Linked DNA regions of Homo sapiens: region 1 is linked to region 2. Evidence: chromatin loops called from intact Hi-C (ENCODE). Cell type or tissue: mammary epithelial cell. All regions are shown on one strand.

The links. Peaks named below come from ENCODE experiments on the same cell type or tissue, not always from the same donor. Only the 100,000 strongest peaks of a DNase experiment are listed, where the experiment ranks them.
Region 1: it touches region 2 in a loop (4-fold over the local background); 4 of 110 quality-filtered maps call a loop at or near these places.

Annotation. Positions count from the first base shown.
Region 1 is chrX:12,575,909-12,583,908 of GRCh38, reverse strand. The region is part of intron 2 of FRMPD4 (FERM and PDZ domain containing 4); the gene reads right to left. Among named protein-coding and RNA genes, the nearest start is that of FRMPD4-AS1, 200 kb to the right of the region's middle. RefSeq lists an enhancer at 2,905-4,104. In mammary epithelial cell, no CTCF peak of the experiment used is centred here; DNase peaks (open chromatin) are centred at 2,138 and 3,188; H3K27ac peaks cover 2,457 bases.
Region 2 is chrX:12,697,118-12,705,117 of GRCh38, reverse strand. FRMPD4 (FERM and PDZ domain containing 4) reads right to left here. Exons shown (of 17, transcript NM_001368397.1): 10 at 3,108-3,244; 11 at 633-759. Among named protein-coding and RNA genes, the nearest start is that of PRPS2, 90 kb to the left of the region's middle. In mammary epithelial cell, CTCF peaks have their summits at 2,481 (motif pointing left) and 3,251 (motif pointing right); DNase peaks (open chromatin) are centred at 2,347 and 3,277.

The sequences.
Region 1 (8,000 bases), 120 kb after region 2:
CCTCGCACCCTCAAGCCTGGACGCCCGCTTTCTGAGGTTCAGGCCCCACCGGTTGTTCCCTAGAAGAGTCAACAGCGCCCCGCCCCCAGCCATTCCCAAGCCCAGGAGATTCTGGTGCGAAAGACACAGGTCAATGCAGGTGGAAACCCTAGTTAACCTGCAGACAGCTGGGCCCGGGTGAGGCTCTCTTGAGGTCGCGGGAAGCGGCAGAGATGGCAACCAGCTGGACCGCAGACAGGGCGGCGGGGCGCGCAGACTCAGGGTCCTGGCCAGGGCCGGGGGCGGGGCCGCCAGGTGCGAGGCTTTACCAGCACTGAGGCTCAGCTGGTGCGGTTAGGCCTGGCTTGCGCTGGAGCGTGGTTTTGGTTATGAGGATCATAATATGGGAACGCTCCCGGCACGTAGAAATATTCTGCCGTGGGTGAAAGTTCCCGAAGACCTGAAAGATCCAGAGGTGTTCCAGGTCCAGACGCGGCTGCTGGAAGCCATGTTCGGTGAGTGTGCCCAGTACTGGCGGAGCTTCCCTGGACCGGCCGTCTCAGCCGGCCTGGGGCTCTCATCCCTTTCCCCCAAAAGACAAAATATTCTTATCCTTGAGAAGTTTACAATTTGATGAGGGTTGATAAATGTATTCATGATTTTAATACACTTTAGAATATTGTAAGTCATGCAATTGCAGAATTCTTGCCCTGGAAGGGAGCTGAGTAATCAGAATGCAAACTCTTGACAGATGAGCATATGTTCTCATAGTGACCAATAGCAGATTAGTAATAGAGGTGGTGGCAGATGCCAGGGTCAAAGACATAATGAAGATTCAGAGAAATGAGGGTGCCACAGGGTTTTGAAATCCAAGAAAAGCTTGATTGAGGAGGGAGCATAGGAAATCAATCTTAAAGGATCAGTTGGATGGTGGGAGAGGGAAGGCAGGCGAGTTGCAAGCAAAGGCATAGAAGGAAGAGCAATGAGTGACTTTTGCAACCGGGAAGTAGTAAGAATCCAGTTAAAAAGGCAGCAGATGCTGTCAGTGTTTTGTGCACGCCCGTATTCCCAGAATCCCTTTACTGTTTCACTACATGCTGCCTTCTGGGGCTTTCACTCCCAACAGCCAGCACCTGTGTCTCTTGGTTGGCTGACAGCACTGGGCTGCTTTGCCTGTGTGCACAGAGAGCTGGAAAAAATTTACAATGAAAAGAAAGGAGCCTGTAGGAGGATAAGGGGGTGGAATGACTCCAGCTTCTTGTCCTTAGAGATGGAGACACCTATGAAGTGTGACCTTCACTGTCCATAGTGCTTTCCTGCAGGGCTGAGCAGAAGTCCTCTTCATGGGATTTTCTGGATGTTGCACCCTTGCTCAGTCTCCTTCCCTTCCCTGTCCTGCCTCCCTCCTCCCACAGGGGAGTTTGCCAGCGAAATTTCCTAATAAATCACTTTGCCAGAAATCCTTGTCTCAGGTATGCAACCTGAGACAAGGGCGATATCATGGAGCTTTGGAAGATAGGATGTGAAGCACATTCTGAATAGGGGAAGCCATGAAAGTTTTTAAGCCTTGGAAAATGAATTTGCTGGTGACATGGATGGTCTGAAGAAAACTGGAAGACTATTTTCATCAGGCAGTTATTATTACTTACATTTTCTGTCTCAGAAAGGAACCAATACAAAGAGAAAGCAACCATCTTCAGGGATCTACTTTAATATCTGCGTGAAGGGCATATAGTGAAAGCATGGCAATTAATTCATGATTATAGCATATTGTATAATTAGATGTAAGAAGATAATTCATTAATTCTTGCATGCATGCATTTAATATTTTTGATAACCTATTATGTGCCGGGCATTGTTCTAAGCACTGCAGAGACAGCAGACAAGCATACACACATCCCTGCACTCATGGGAACTTACATTCTAGTGAGACATAGTAAAATATGGAGATCAAATATACACCAAGTCAGAGGCTAATGAGAAGTATGGAGGAAAATAACATAGGAAATGAATAAAGAAGTGTCAGATGGCAGGGTGGGAGGTGGAGGCAGGAAAGGCCTCATGAGAAAATGGCATTTGAGCAAGAATCTGAAGGAAGAGAGGGAGTGAATCATGGATACCTGAGAGAAGGGCATTCTTGGCAGAGGGAACTGCAAATGCAAAGGCCTCAGGCTGCAGGGTGCCTGGCATGTTCAAGGAATCACAAGCAGGCAGTGGGCGGGAGGAGGACGAGCCGAGGGAGAGTAGCAGGACATGAGGACAGAGAGACAGGCTACACGAGGCCTGGTAAGACATTTATTCAAACACTCAAGTACCTACTGGATACCACTCTGGTAGAATTTATTTGCTTAAAATTAATAAACAGATTATAAATGATTCTTGGCCATTAGTTTAAGCAAAATTTCTTCTTGACTGTTTTTCAAGCACTAGTATATATTGTTATATGAATCTTAATCATGTTATACTTACTTTTCAGATATCTTTCAGTTCTAAAATTTCAATTTGAAAAATAATTTCTAGTTCTCTGCTGAGATTGCCTATCTTTTCATTTATTACACATATATTTTAGGTCATTGAGGATGGTTATGCTCATCTGCACCTGGTCTCTATTGATTATCTTCTCTAAGAATGGTTCATGTAATTTTCCTGTTTCTTTATATGCCAAGTGATTTTGGATTATATCCTGGACATTGTGATGTTATATTGTGGAGACTGTTTCAGAGAAACATAACAGAATTTCAATCAACTAATTTGGTTGGACTCAAACTGCATACTGTCTTTTAGGCATTAGCTAAAATTTCAGTTTGGTTTTCTTATCTTTAGCTAGACTGCTTCTAGCTTGCTTGCACACGTGTGGTTCAGGAGTTAGCCAGAGATTTGAGCAGAGTTTATACAGTAGTCCACGTTTATTTGCAGTTTTGCTTTCCACAGTTTCAGTTATCTGTGGTCAACTGCAGTCCAAAAATATTAAATGTAAAATTCCAGAAATGAACTGTGCATAGGTTTTAACCTGTACACCATTCTTAGTAGCCTAATGAAATCTCATGCCATCCTGCTCTATCCCTCCCAAGAAGTGAATCATCCCTTTCTCCAGTGTATTCACACTATATATACTACACACCCATTAGTCATTGACATTGTCTGCTCCTGACATCCTAGGGTCAACAGTGTCATGGCTCAATAATCCAGGAGCATCAGAGGCAGGTGATCCTCCTTTTGATGTAGCATAAGGAGATCAATAGTAGCCTAAAGCTATGCCACAACGTCTATATCACTCACCTCAATTCATCTCACCACGTAGGCATTTTATCATCTCACATCATCACGAGAAGGGGTGAGTCATTTTGAGAGCAAGAAAGAGACCACATTCACATAATTTTATTATAGTATGTTGTTATAAATGGTCTATTCATTATTAGTTATTGTTGTTAATCTTCCTGTGCCTAATTTATAAATTAAACTTTATCATGGGTATAGGAAAAACATTGTATATATAGGGTTTCAGTACTATCTGTGGTTTCAGGCATCAACTGGGGGATGTTGGTATGTTGCAGATAAGGGGAGACTACTGTACAGAGAATGAAGGGTACATCTTCTTTGGCTTTCTCCTTTATGGGATTTCTCTCTTTATTTTCCAGCAGGACTGGTTGCCCCAAACTCTGGCCCCTTGTTCTTCAGGCCAGAAAAACTATAGGTTTTCTATTAGAGTTTTAGCCACTGGACATGGGGCCAACTGTGACATGCCTTAGACTAAAAGCCACAAAAACTGGTAAACTTACCTCTTGTCATTCCTTTCTTCCAAGTGTCAACTCCCCTCTTGAATCTAACTGCTTTTGTTCATTTTTCAATGCCTTGTGGTATTTAAATATTTTTTATTTTGTCCAGAGTTTATAGTTGTTTTATGCAAGATCAGTCTGGTAGGAACTTCTTTGGCCATACTGGAAGTGGAAATTCATTTTTATTTTTAAACAAATCTGTAATCTGAACTTTTAACCTATTCCAATAGCTTTCCTTCTAATGGAGTAAAGTTTTATTTTCCAAAGACATTTTATCCCTTAGTTTTAATGTCTTCTTTCCTTCAATCTCATCATTTTCTGGAGCTGTGACAAGAAAGTCTTTTCGGTTTTCTTTTGTTTATTGTCAATACCTTTGGACTGTAAAAAAGCATTCATGAAGCAAACTGGATTCAACTTTCTGTCCAGGAAGAATTCAGAAAAGGTACTAACTCAATAATCAGCTTCTGATGAATCAAGAAATTGATTTTTGTCTAAAAAAAATCTATGGGTTTAAAAAAATAAAATATGAAAAGCATTACTACTTTACAATGGAGCTAGAAAGCTAAACATCTGCTAGCAAGCTGAACAGAGCATGCCCAGTCCGGTCCCTGACTCACGATCCCTGCACGTGGGCTCCACTGGGGGACCACAAGGATTTAGAGACAAGGTCAGAAACCGATTGTCCCGGAAGCTGAAATGACTCAAAACAATACATAATGGATCTACTGAAGTAACTCTCCTTAGTAGATGGCTTTGAAATGTGTCCCTGAAGATAGGCTAGAGTCTGCAGTCTAATCCAATTAAGAAAACTAAGATGTTCTCAAGGGCTATAAGCTACTCAGTTGCATTGTAAGAAGTCTGAGACAATAGTTGTATTATAAAATTGGAAGAATGGTCTGAAGAGTGTCTAGAAAAAGTAGAATGGAAAAAACCGATTTTGAGAATTCATTTAGCACTATCAAACAGCAACATTTTATATATTACAGAGCTACATAGATTTTTTCACTAAAGTCAGGTTTTAGTGTTAGGGTGGGAGATAGTTATTCCAGGCATTTCTATACCTTGGATGAAATATTCTCCATGACTATCCAATTTATTTTCTTTTGACTCAGTGCTCTTTAAGCAGTTTCTTTTTTTCACCCCCATTTACTACTTCAACTTTCCTGATACCTGGATAGAAGACAGGAATATTCATTCCTTTGGAAAGTTACATTTTCCATTGTGAATGCATAAACAACATCTAATTTGGCATCCTAAACTCTTTTGTGCAGTAAGGTGACACACACATGCATACATAGACACAGATACACATCTACATATATATATCATGCATTCTCAATAGGGACAGCATTGCTCCAACAAGGATGAAAATTGTTTTTTGGGGGGCAAAAATTTTATTCTTTCTATATGTAAAGCACAGATACACATACAGTATATAAACTTATATGCAGCATATTTGCGATATTAAAATGTTAGCGAGTGCAATTAATAGAAAATACTTAAAAAGGCTTCTTTTGCTGGTGGTATAGATAATAAAAAAGGGTTCGAAAACAGTAACATAAACACACAAACACACTATACAGTATGTATATATATATCTCAGAATACAAGTTAGGTGTAGACATTTATAATTATACAATAGACACGGATTTTCTATCTATATCTACATTTACATCCATTTGGGGTTTCGTGTGAGTCTGTCAGTTCAATATCATGATCACCTCAAAAAACTGTGCCCCAACTTAGATCTGATAATGACCCACTGTAGACAGTGGATAAAAAAAACATAAAACTAGTCACCAAGGCACATCCTAGAAAGATCTCACTGCAATCTGATCTTACTGGCAACACCAGCGGGTGAGCAGTCCTACTCTCTGCTGCCACTGCAGCTAGATTGGGACCTCCCAGGCATAATCCTCTGACCCAGTGCTGTGGACTGAATTGTGACCCCTAAAATTCCTGTGTTGAAGCCCTAACCCCAAATATGATATTTGGAGATGGGGCCTTTGGGCCATAATAAGGTTTAGATGAGGTCAAGAGGGGAAGGCCCTCATGATGAGATTAGTGCCCTTATAAGAAGAGACACCAGAGAGCTTGCTGTCTCTGTCTACCATGTGAAGACAGAGCAAGAAGGCAGCTATCTGCAAGCCCTAAAGCGGGCCTTCACCTAGAACTGACCATGCTGGCACACTAATCATGGACTTCTAGCCTCCAGAACTGTGATAAAATAAATGTCTATCTTTTAAGCCACCCAATCGTTGGTATTTTGTTATGGCAGCCCAAGTTGACTAAGACCCCAATAATACCCCAATAGGTAGGCATGTGAGTGTTGCATGCAGCCTCCAAAGTGGACAGATGTAGAACTTTCTTTTCAATGGCCCTGAAACTCTTGCATCCACTCCAGTTTGCCAGCCATCTGAGGTCTAGCTTATGTTCAGGCACATTTCTTTTGGTTCCCCAGCTTTCAAGCCCTGCCTTCTTGGGCACCTTCCTCCATTCCTTATCAGCTATGGCCTCTTGTCCTTAGCCCTTGGTCCCATCCAAGCTACTCTCTTAGGTTGCACTGGGTTTAAATGACTAATAACCCACTCTTCCTCACCCTTCCTATCACTTTAGATTTAGCCAAGCTTGCTGGCTTCAGGCTCCCCACACACTCTCATCTCCTTGCCCACACTGCCCTCTTCTTGAGGCATAACTCTTCCACCATCTTCATCTCAAAAAATCCTACAGACCACCCACACCAATTCAAATGAAGCCTCTACCCAAAAGCCTTCCTAAGCCTCACTCTAGAAATAGCATCTCCCCACTCCATAATCCCCCCTCACTTTCTTCCTACTTCTCCCATTGCATGTATCATATTTTGATCAATTACCATTGCCTGCATAAGGATCTTCTCTCATCTACTCTGGACCGTAGCCTTCTCCAGGAGGGAAGGTTCTTTTGGTGATTTATTTTAGAAATCCAGAGCACCTAACGCAATGGTTGGAATTAATAAACAGCTGTGGATTAAAACTAAAGTGTCATCTCTCCCCAGTAACTAATAAACATTTACTGAGCCCCCACTATATATGAGGCTTTTGCTACTGTGGGATGATGAAAAACACATAATTCTTTTTCTCAAGGGCCTCAGAATTCAGATCCATGAATTTGCAATGTAACAGTAATCAGAGCCTTAAATTGACAACTATCATGGAATTCAGGAATTCCTGGTCCCTCAAAGACCTCTGACCAGTCCAGGTGACAGACACAGCTCATTAAACTGTCCTCAGAGTGAATGCCCACTCCTACACCTTTCCCTACGGCAGAGAGAAAATGGCTAAAAAATGGTGAATACTCTACCCTCAATGATCTCTGTTTCCTTTTTTGTTTATAAACAATGTGCTAAAGATAATTTCTAAGCCTTTAATGATACTCATAGCAGTGGATTACCATGGGGTGTGGAAAGAGCCCCATCCGAATACCCCAGGATCCCATCAGGAAGGTGCCCTCTGAGCAATAACATCCACTTTATCTTGCCATTACTATTAGCCTGCCTTCTGCAACCCTGAGAAAAGATTTGTTTTCCTTGCTTGAATTCTCACAGAAGAGTGCCTGAGGGTACTGTCTTGAAAGAAAAGACTGGCAGGTTTCTTGTTTCACAAATGGAGCCAGCAGGCCTTAAGCAGATGAGGATGTGGTATGGTATAAATATAAATTTCTCTGGACAGATGACTGCCTCCTGTGTCCTCACAGACCCAGACATATCTCAGGGATCTGCATTAATGTGGGCTCTGTTCAGAATTTTTTAAATGTTTCCTCTCCAACTTCAGCATGATCAATTACAAGTCTGGATTAAACCTCTTTTTCTTATTTTAGTTTCATTAAAAATGTTTTGGGTCCAACTTGAAGTCAAAGGCTTTATTATTATTAGAGAAGAGCATCTAACGATAGCCCATTTTAACTCTGAACTTGGCTGTAGGAAGGTGAGTGTTTTTTCTTTTATATACAAAGAGCTTTGGCGATCAGAAGTCAAGGGGTTTGGGTTCTACTGACATCCATCGGATGAGATTTTGGAACACATCATGAAGCCCTTACCCTGGGGTCAGTCCTCCCTGGAACTGTATACAAAGTTGGATATGTAGACATGGTTATGCATTGTGTTAGTTTCCCATTGCCGCCATGACAAATTACCATGAGCTTAGTGGCTTAAAATAACACAGATTTATCCGAAGTCTGAAATGGGTCTTTCTAGGCTAAAATCAGGGT
Region 2 (8,000 bases):
TTGTTTGTCAATAGGGGTGATTTTGTTCCCGGGAGCACATTTGGCAATGTCTGGAGACATTTTTGTTTGTCACGATCACGGGAGGGTGCTACTGGCATCTTGTGGGTAGAGACCAGGGGTGCCGCTAAACATCCCAGAATACACAGGATGTTCCCCGTAACTCCCTAACAAAGAATGATCTGTTCCCAAATGTCAATTACGCCACAGTTGAGGATCCCTGGTTTAATTAATGTGGCCTCTGGCCTGCAGGGCCTCTTGCTGGCTGTTGTGCATTGAAGCTGGTCTGAGCAGTAAGCAATTGCATGATTGAAACATAGAATGATTTCACAATTCTATCTTCTATCCACAAGGTCTCAGAGGCTACGCAAACTTTTCCTGGATGGGCACATGAACACATACCTCCCTGCTACAGTACGGAGTCCATAACTTGTGAGAAAGAAATAGGTTTCTATATGAATACTTATTTTTCATTAGTGTTAGAAACATGTTAATAGTTAGAAAAAAGTTACACAGTGTTACTGCTTCTGAAAATATGGTACTAAGTATTTTATTCATGAGCTAATTTTAAACATTTAAAAAATGCATTCAAGCCTCTCTCTTTATAATTTTCTTTTAAGATGGAAATGTGATACCTTTTTACCCGGTGGTACCAAGTTTTGATTTGCTTTGACAAGGTGTGAAAGTGCTTTCTTTATGTTCTTCTCTTTCATGCTTTGCAGCACAGCAGAGGGAAGAAAAGTCTCTAATCCCCATTCTTTTCTGCAATAAAGAGCATATCTTTAATTTCACATTTCTGTGATGATGAGTTATCTAAGACAAAATGGTGCTCTGATGTTTGTTGGAACAAATGAACCCTTGGTGAGGCAGAGAATGGAGACAAGTCCCCAAAGGAAGTAACTTTTAATTTACACTCAGGACACACACTACTTGATCATTAATACACATGTTTGCATTTAAAAAGAAATCTGTTCCTCATTCTCTAGAGACAATGCTAAGGAGGCATTTGGAGCCAATGTAAAGTGAAGAGACATTTTGTCCAACCAACTTCTGAATCTCTTCAAAGTCACTCACGTATCCGAGTTTGTATTTCCAACACCAATTTCTCTCCATCCCTTTGTTGATTTCTATTCTCCAATCTCCCTGTCTGCTCATATTCTTCCTCTCTTAGAAGAATGGATGCAAGTCCTTCATGTCCCCAAACCATTCTTCCCTGTCCCTCCCCTCCTCCATGGCTATTTCTCTAGGCACACACAGTTCTTTTGTCCCAGCCAGTTCCTGTCTAACTCCCTCCATCAACATTTCTTGCTGGTGGTGTGGAATTGGGTGTGATTCATGACTCTTAAGTGTGCCCAGTATTGATGTGGAGATGCTGTTCTCATTCATGGACGTGGATGTACAACAAAACAACAACAAATGGGACTGAGTTAATACATTTTTACAAAGAGCCAATTTCACCAGAAACGACTACCACCCCCTTCTAAGAAGGTCCCATATTTTGAATTCTAGGAAATCTATCCTGGAGTAGAAATCCTACCCTAGGTTATGTGTCTAACCAGTGTCTTCTAAATTATGTGAAGACCTTCAAGAGGATTCCAGTTATTTCTCCTGTTCTAGGTCCTCTCCAAAGAAGGGTAGGAAGACAACCTACCCCCACCACTTGACCATTCATATTCTTCACTAGTTAAGATGGTATATTTCATGATCATTATGTTTTCTTCCTTCTCAACTTGTACTTATTGTCTTATCCATCATTTGGCACTACTTATGGGCTTTCTTGTAATCCTACTTGTATCATTATTTTAAATAATTACTTTTCCTATCTTTATATCTTGTTTTTACAATCAGACCACAAGTTCCTCAATGGCCAGGAATATAATTCATACATATTAGTATTTTCTACTATCCTAATGTGAGTGCTATATAAAATGCTCAATGAATATTTGTTGGTCAAAGGAATTTATGAATGAGAACATTATTACAGACTTTTCAGGATTCTTACTCAAGCCAGATATCTCTGAGACGTTTTTGACCATACAATGTTCAACCTGGTAAAATGTGGGTACACAAAGTAGGAAAAGAAATGCATTTTAATTGTCTGAAAATCAACTCCGGTTGTGCAGGCCACCTTTTCAAATGGCAGCCAGTTTCACCTGTCCCCAAGAACTTTAAAAAGGAGAGTGGAAGAGTGTGTGAATGTGTCCAGCTGAGCACGAGATCTCTTTGTGAGCCAAGTCTTTCTCAGGCTACAGTCACGCTTATGTGTGGGGAGAGAGAGAAAGCATCTGGAAGGAGTGAACTGAAGGCCTGAGGTTCTCAAATTGCATATGAGGATTTGTCCCTACATGTCAACAGGTGACTGAGAGTTGTCAGAACAGTGGTGTTGAAGTCAGCAAGTTGGAGATTTAATCCTTCCCAACACAGGCTCATGAATTTATTGAGAAAAGCCATTTTGCCCCCTGGTGGGTGAACCTGGCATTGTGGAATTTAGAAAGGCTTTCTAGGCAGCCCATGAGAAGTTTCTTTGGAAAGTGGGATTTTAATTAGTTTATACATCTTTTGGAGGTGAGATTGTAAGCAGGGTGTGGGGGGAGGTCCAAGGCTTTAGCATTACATGTGTTTCCAAACACAGGTGCCTCAACCCATCACACAATCTATAGCACAACGGGGAGTCCCACTGCCTGGGTTTGAATCCTATATCCCCGCGTTAATAGCCATTTGACTTGGGCAAGTTATTCTATGACTCGGTTTGCTCGTCTGTAAAATGAAGCTAAAATCCTACTAATCTCATAGGGGTGTTGTGAGAATTAAACAAATTAATGTGTGAAAAGTGCTAAGACCAAAGCTTGGCTTGGAATCAAGCCCCTTTAGGAATTCAAAAATTTATGCTTCGTTTTAAATATGTCCCTCATCTTAACTACAATGCTCTAAAGGTGGATTAGAAATGGATCTCTTCTGCCAGAAATGAGCATGATATTCATACATTTTGCCACTGGCGAATGAATGCTTTGACACAAACAAGATCAATTTTGGACAAATAACAAAAATACACCCGGGCTAAGGGAGGCGGCATGTCTGTCTCCGAAATGGCGCTGAGAGTCAACACTTACTCGATGTATTTGAGGGAGATTTTCTGCGTTTGCTTGGTGGTAACGGTTGCAATGTACATTTGTAATGCGGCCAGCCGCAGGGCTATGTCATATTTCAGCTCCGGCCCAAATCGCTCCTGAACCACATCGTTACAACTCTGCGAAGAGACCAGCAGGGGGCACAGCTTGTCAAAGAATAGGCCGCAGCGCGTGGACTTACAGAACAGGTGACATACATTTCCCGAGTGATTCAACCTTCACTTCCCAGGCAAGGAGGCTAAATGTGGAAACATCTCCACCGTGCTGCTTGGAAACGAGTCAGTATTGAATTGCAAGCGCAAACACAGAGACCACACAAAACATTTAGCATTCATCGACGAGCTGCTATTTAAATATTTAGCTTTTTGTAAAAACAATTAGGAATTTAGGTATGAAATTTCCAAACACAGGTGCCGCAGTTGAATGCACACAGCATTGATAGCATAATGTGGCTTCTGGAGTTAGGCTGCCGGAATTGGAATCTTAGGCTTGAAACTTGTTTCTCCACTTCATTAGGGGCACAAACTTGGGCACCTTCTTAATTGTCTGTGCCTCAGTTTTCTCTTCTGTAAATTGGGGATAATACTGCTCCCTCTTCACTGGGTTGTGGTGACCATTAAATGAGTGAACCATGAAAAGTTCTTAGAATCCCAGCACTTTGGGAGGCCAAGGCGGGTGGATTACGTGAGCCCTGGAGTTCAAGACCAGCCTGGGCAACATGGCGAAATCCAGTCTCTACAAAAAACACAAAAATTAGCTGGGCATGGTGGTGTGTGCCTGTAGTCCCAGCTACTAGGGAGGCTGAAGCAGGAGGATCGCTTGAGTCCAAGAGTTTGCGGCTGCAGTGAGCCTTGATCACACCACTGCATTCCAGCCTTGGCAAAAGAGCAAGACCTTGTCAAAAAAAAAAAAAAAAAAAAAAAAAGAAGCCAAAACAAAACCCCAAAAGCTCTTAGAACCGTACTTGGCAGGGTGTAAGCCCTCTTACATGTTTACTACTGTCACTGCTAACATCATTCTCCTCCTCCTCCTTATCAGCCACAGCAGCTGCAGGGAGGCAGAATTAGCACGGTGAGTGAGCACAGTGGCTTGGGACTCATATCCACCTGTTCTGGCGTTCTGCCTTTCCCAGTGGCTACCTGTGTAAGTAATTTTAGACCATTCACTTTAACTCTTGCAGCCTCAGTTTACTCATCTGTGCAAACGGGATTCATACTATCTCACTGGAGTGGCTGGAGGATTAGATGAGGTGCACATCAAGTGCTTTATCACAGCACATTGGTACCTTGGATAAGGGGAGCTATTGAACTCCTCTGTTCACTTCAATGGCAACTGCCCTGCTTTTTCAAGTGCCTGACTTTCTGGGAGTCATTCCTCCTCTTTCAGCCTTAGTTTGTTCATCTGTAGAATAAGGTCACCTATCTCACAGGGTTTGTTGTGGGGATCAAATTGAAGAGTGGCTGAGAGTGTGTCATCAAGTGTAAAGTGCTGCATGGGAACAGAGGTTGGCTTTGGAGTAGTATCCTCACTTACTGCTTAGACACAAGGCAGTGAGCTAAGTGCTGCTGGGAAGCGCTGCATTGCTTAGGCATATTCTACACGTGCGTTCACTTACTTTTGTTATGGGAAACTGGATTCCTGGGCTAGAAAATATGGTATTTAGCTTCTTTCTTATTTCCTCCTTTTCTTTATTCTTTGGCTTGCCCCAAGAATATTTTGTTGGAGCTCAAAAAACAATATCCCAAAATGAAGGCCTCAGAAACAAAAGTATTTCTTTGACCTTCTCCTGCCCTCCTGTTTTTTAATTTCTGTTATCCCTGGAGGCTAGCCATAGAAACTAGAATCCCTCTTCCCCAAGGTGGGTCATAGAAACTAGAACCCCCTTTCCCCAAAGCCAGCCTTAAAACCTAAAAATATGACTCTAATTTTCCCTCTGCCCTGTGTAAAGACTGGCCATAAAGAAATTATCTGACCAACATGGTTTGATTGTAGGTCATAAGACTCCCATTCCAGAAAGGGTCCTGCCCCACACCCAGAAGGAAGGAACGCTGCTCAGAGAGGCCAAGAAGAATCTAGGCCTTGCTAGGTTTCTTCATTCAGTCCGTTAGCATTAGGTCAGGCCCTTTTAGTCCAATCCTATTTCTACATGGCTATCCATACTTTGTTGAACATTAGCATAAAAATGGACAATTTCCCTTGTATCTTTGGGATTTCATTCTGAAGGCTCCCATGGATATACGTTAAATATATTTGTATGCCTTTTCTCTAATTCATTTGTCTTTTTTGACTTGATTTTTTAGTGAAACTTCTGTGGGCCCTTGGCCTCAAATGAAAAACTATATCAAGATTTGCTTGCCTCCTTTCCAACAGAAGCACATTTATAACCGCTTCCTATATTGATTTTACTAAAATAGGAACATATACCCCTGGATGGCTTCTGCATACAATATTTACACTGTGCACACTCACCCATGCTGCACCGGTGCTGTGCCGTGCGTGCACGCTCTGTATCCACGTGCCATGGGTGCATGTCTCTCAGCCCATCACTTCACTGCTAAGAGTGAAGTCACATTCTCTCACCTGTTCATCCCTAATGTGATCTTCCACCTTTGCTTCTCCTTAAAATCTTAAACCTATTTGGATTGCACAGCACCCCTTGTCAGAAGTGGGTCTGTCCAGAGACAGGAGATAGGGTGGTCTGATTTAAGGCAGCCTCCGAGAGCAATTACAGGCTGCCATTTTGTTTTGCTAGTCTTGGGTTTACCAGTTATTTCCAAGTGCTCAGGGTTGTCCACATGAGCTCCAAGGGGTTGAGAGCCTAGATAGGGTCATTTTATACAGTCCCATAAAGGATGGGGTGAGAAAACCATTGGCACAGTGAGGAATCAATTTTTTGAGAAATCATTTTGATAAATCATTTTCTTCAGCAACTGCTATGCCATAATGGATTGAAAGAGGATTTGGGCATAGAATTTAGAGACAAAAGCCCCAGGTTTGATTCTAAGTTCTGTCAACTTCTAATAAAATGACCTCGAACATGGCATTTCATCTCTCTTCAGCCTCAGTTTCCTTATCGGAAAAATGGGTTAAGTCTCAAAAACAACTAACTTGAGAGTTAGCAATGAACTCGCAAGGTTGCCATGATACCTGTAAATATGTTTCATGAAATGGAAGATACTTGATAAAGATTAGCCATCACTATTACTTCTCCTAAGAGTCATAGCTGGGACCATATTTCCCATCACTGCTTTACCCTGTATTTAACTAGGCTTCTGGATGAATTTTTTGACAAGGTGATTAATTACATGATATAATTAGTTCAGACTGATCCTGGAGAATGAAATTTGGAACATATATATATATTCCAAATATATATATATTTGGTACTAATCATGCTTTTATTGCTCTCAACTGTATTACTTAAAATACAGTTATACAAGCAAATGGGTAGTATCTGTTTTGCTAAATAGAGGTCCCAAAAGGCTCCACTTGAGGCTTCCAGAATGTTCATTTATAACTAACATGTTAGATCTTAAAAAGGAAACCAATAGTACTATAGTATTTGAAAACATTTTGGAGCCTCTTAGGTCTTACTCATTTGCTAATTGACATAACAGTCTTTTTCTTAACAGATAGTGGACAGGTAAATGTCAGTATAGCCCGTTGTAATGATAAATTTGAACAATCTGGACTATTAGCATTTATTGTTAATATATATGCTAAAATCTGTAAAATATGTCATGGACCATTAAGAACTAGGAGATTAATAGATATTACTATTGCAACTTCTGTTTTCATGATTCATCTAGTCAATGGCTACTGTCCTCATTAGGAGCCCACTAAGTTAAATTGATTTTATCTTTGTAAAGTGATACATGTTGCTCCTGCTTACTCTTTTGTTCTCTAGGCTTGTTTTATTGCATCTTTTTAGTATCTTGAAATCAACATGGGCACCCAGACACCATTTGCAGATCTGTTGACTTATATTAGATGTTATTTTAGACTTATGGTAGCACGCATTCTGTGATACAAGGCATTTCAAAGAAGAGGGTCTGAGGCAAAGACATTCTGATTTCCTGTTTCAGCGGAGGATATATGACAGTTGCTTTATTTTGGTCTTTATTGCCTACCATACCTGTTTTTCTATTTTTCCCCCTCTGGCTATGCCTTGAAGAGGTGGCTAATTCACTGCCTATTTTATACCCAAGGCAAGAAAGCAGAAACATCCTCAGTCTTTTTCTGTTAGTCCCTGGGCAAGATTTCCAGACACATTTTCGTGTTCTGAGGACAGTCTCACATGTATAAAACATGTGTCTGTTGAATAAGAAAGATCTCCCTAAGCTATATTAGATTTGTGCAAACACACCTTAAACAGAACTGGGTTTAGCTGTACTCCTTGTCTACTTAAGAGGTCTCCTCTCCCCAAGACAAATGCAACCACATTGTTCTTTTATAAATGCAATGGACTCGTGATGTTTAAATGGAAGCAGAGTAAAATAGTTTTAAAGCACCATCTTGTGAATGGGGTGAGTATATAATTATAGAGAAAAACCACTGAATGCACTCACTGTCTACAGCGACTACTGACCAGCGCCTATAACTATTTATTTGCAACTAACAATGTAGCACATGATCTGAGCTGCAGTAGCAAAGCCCTGGGTTGGTTTTCAGCAGGGACATGGGGAAGATGCAGTAACAGATCAGCTGAGAATCAGGCTCTGTTTCATGCAGTCACGCCTGCTGGGGACAAGGAGATATTGTTGACAAGTGAGGGGTCCAGGTGATCAAAGCTTAACATTTAAAAAACCCAAAACGTGGCAGTTTCGTTGTTCGGGGTGGAAAATATTTTAAAGCACACTACACATTTCTTTACTT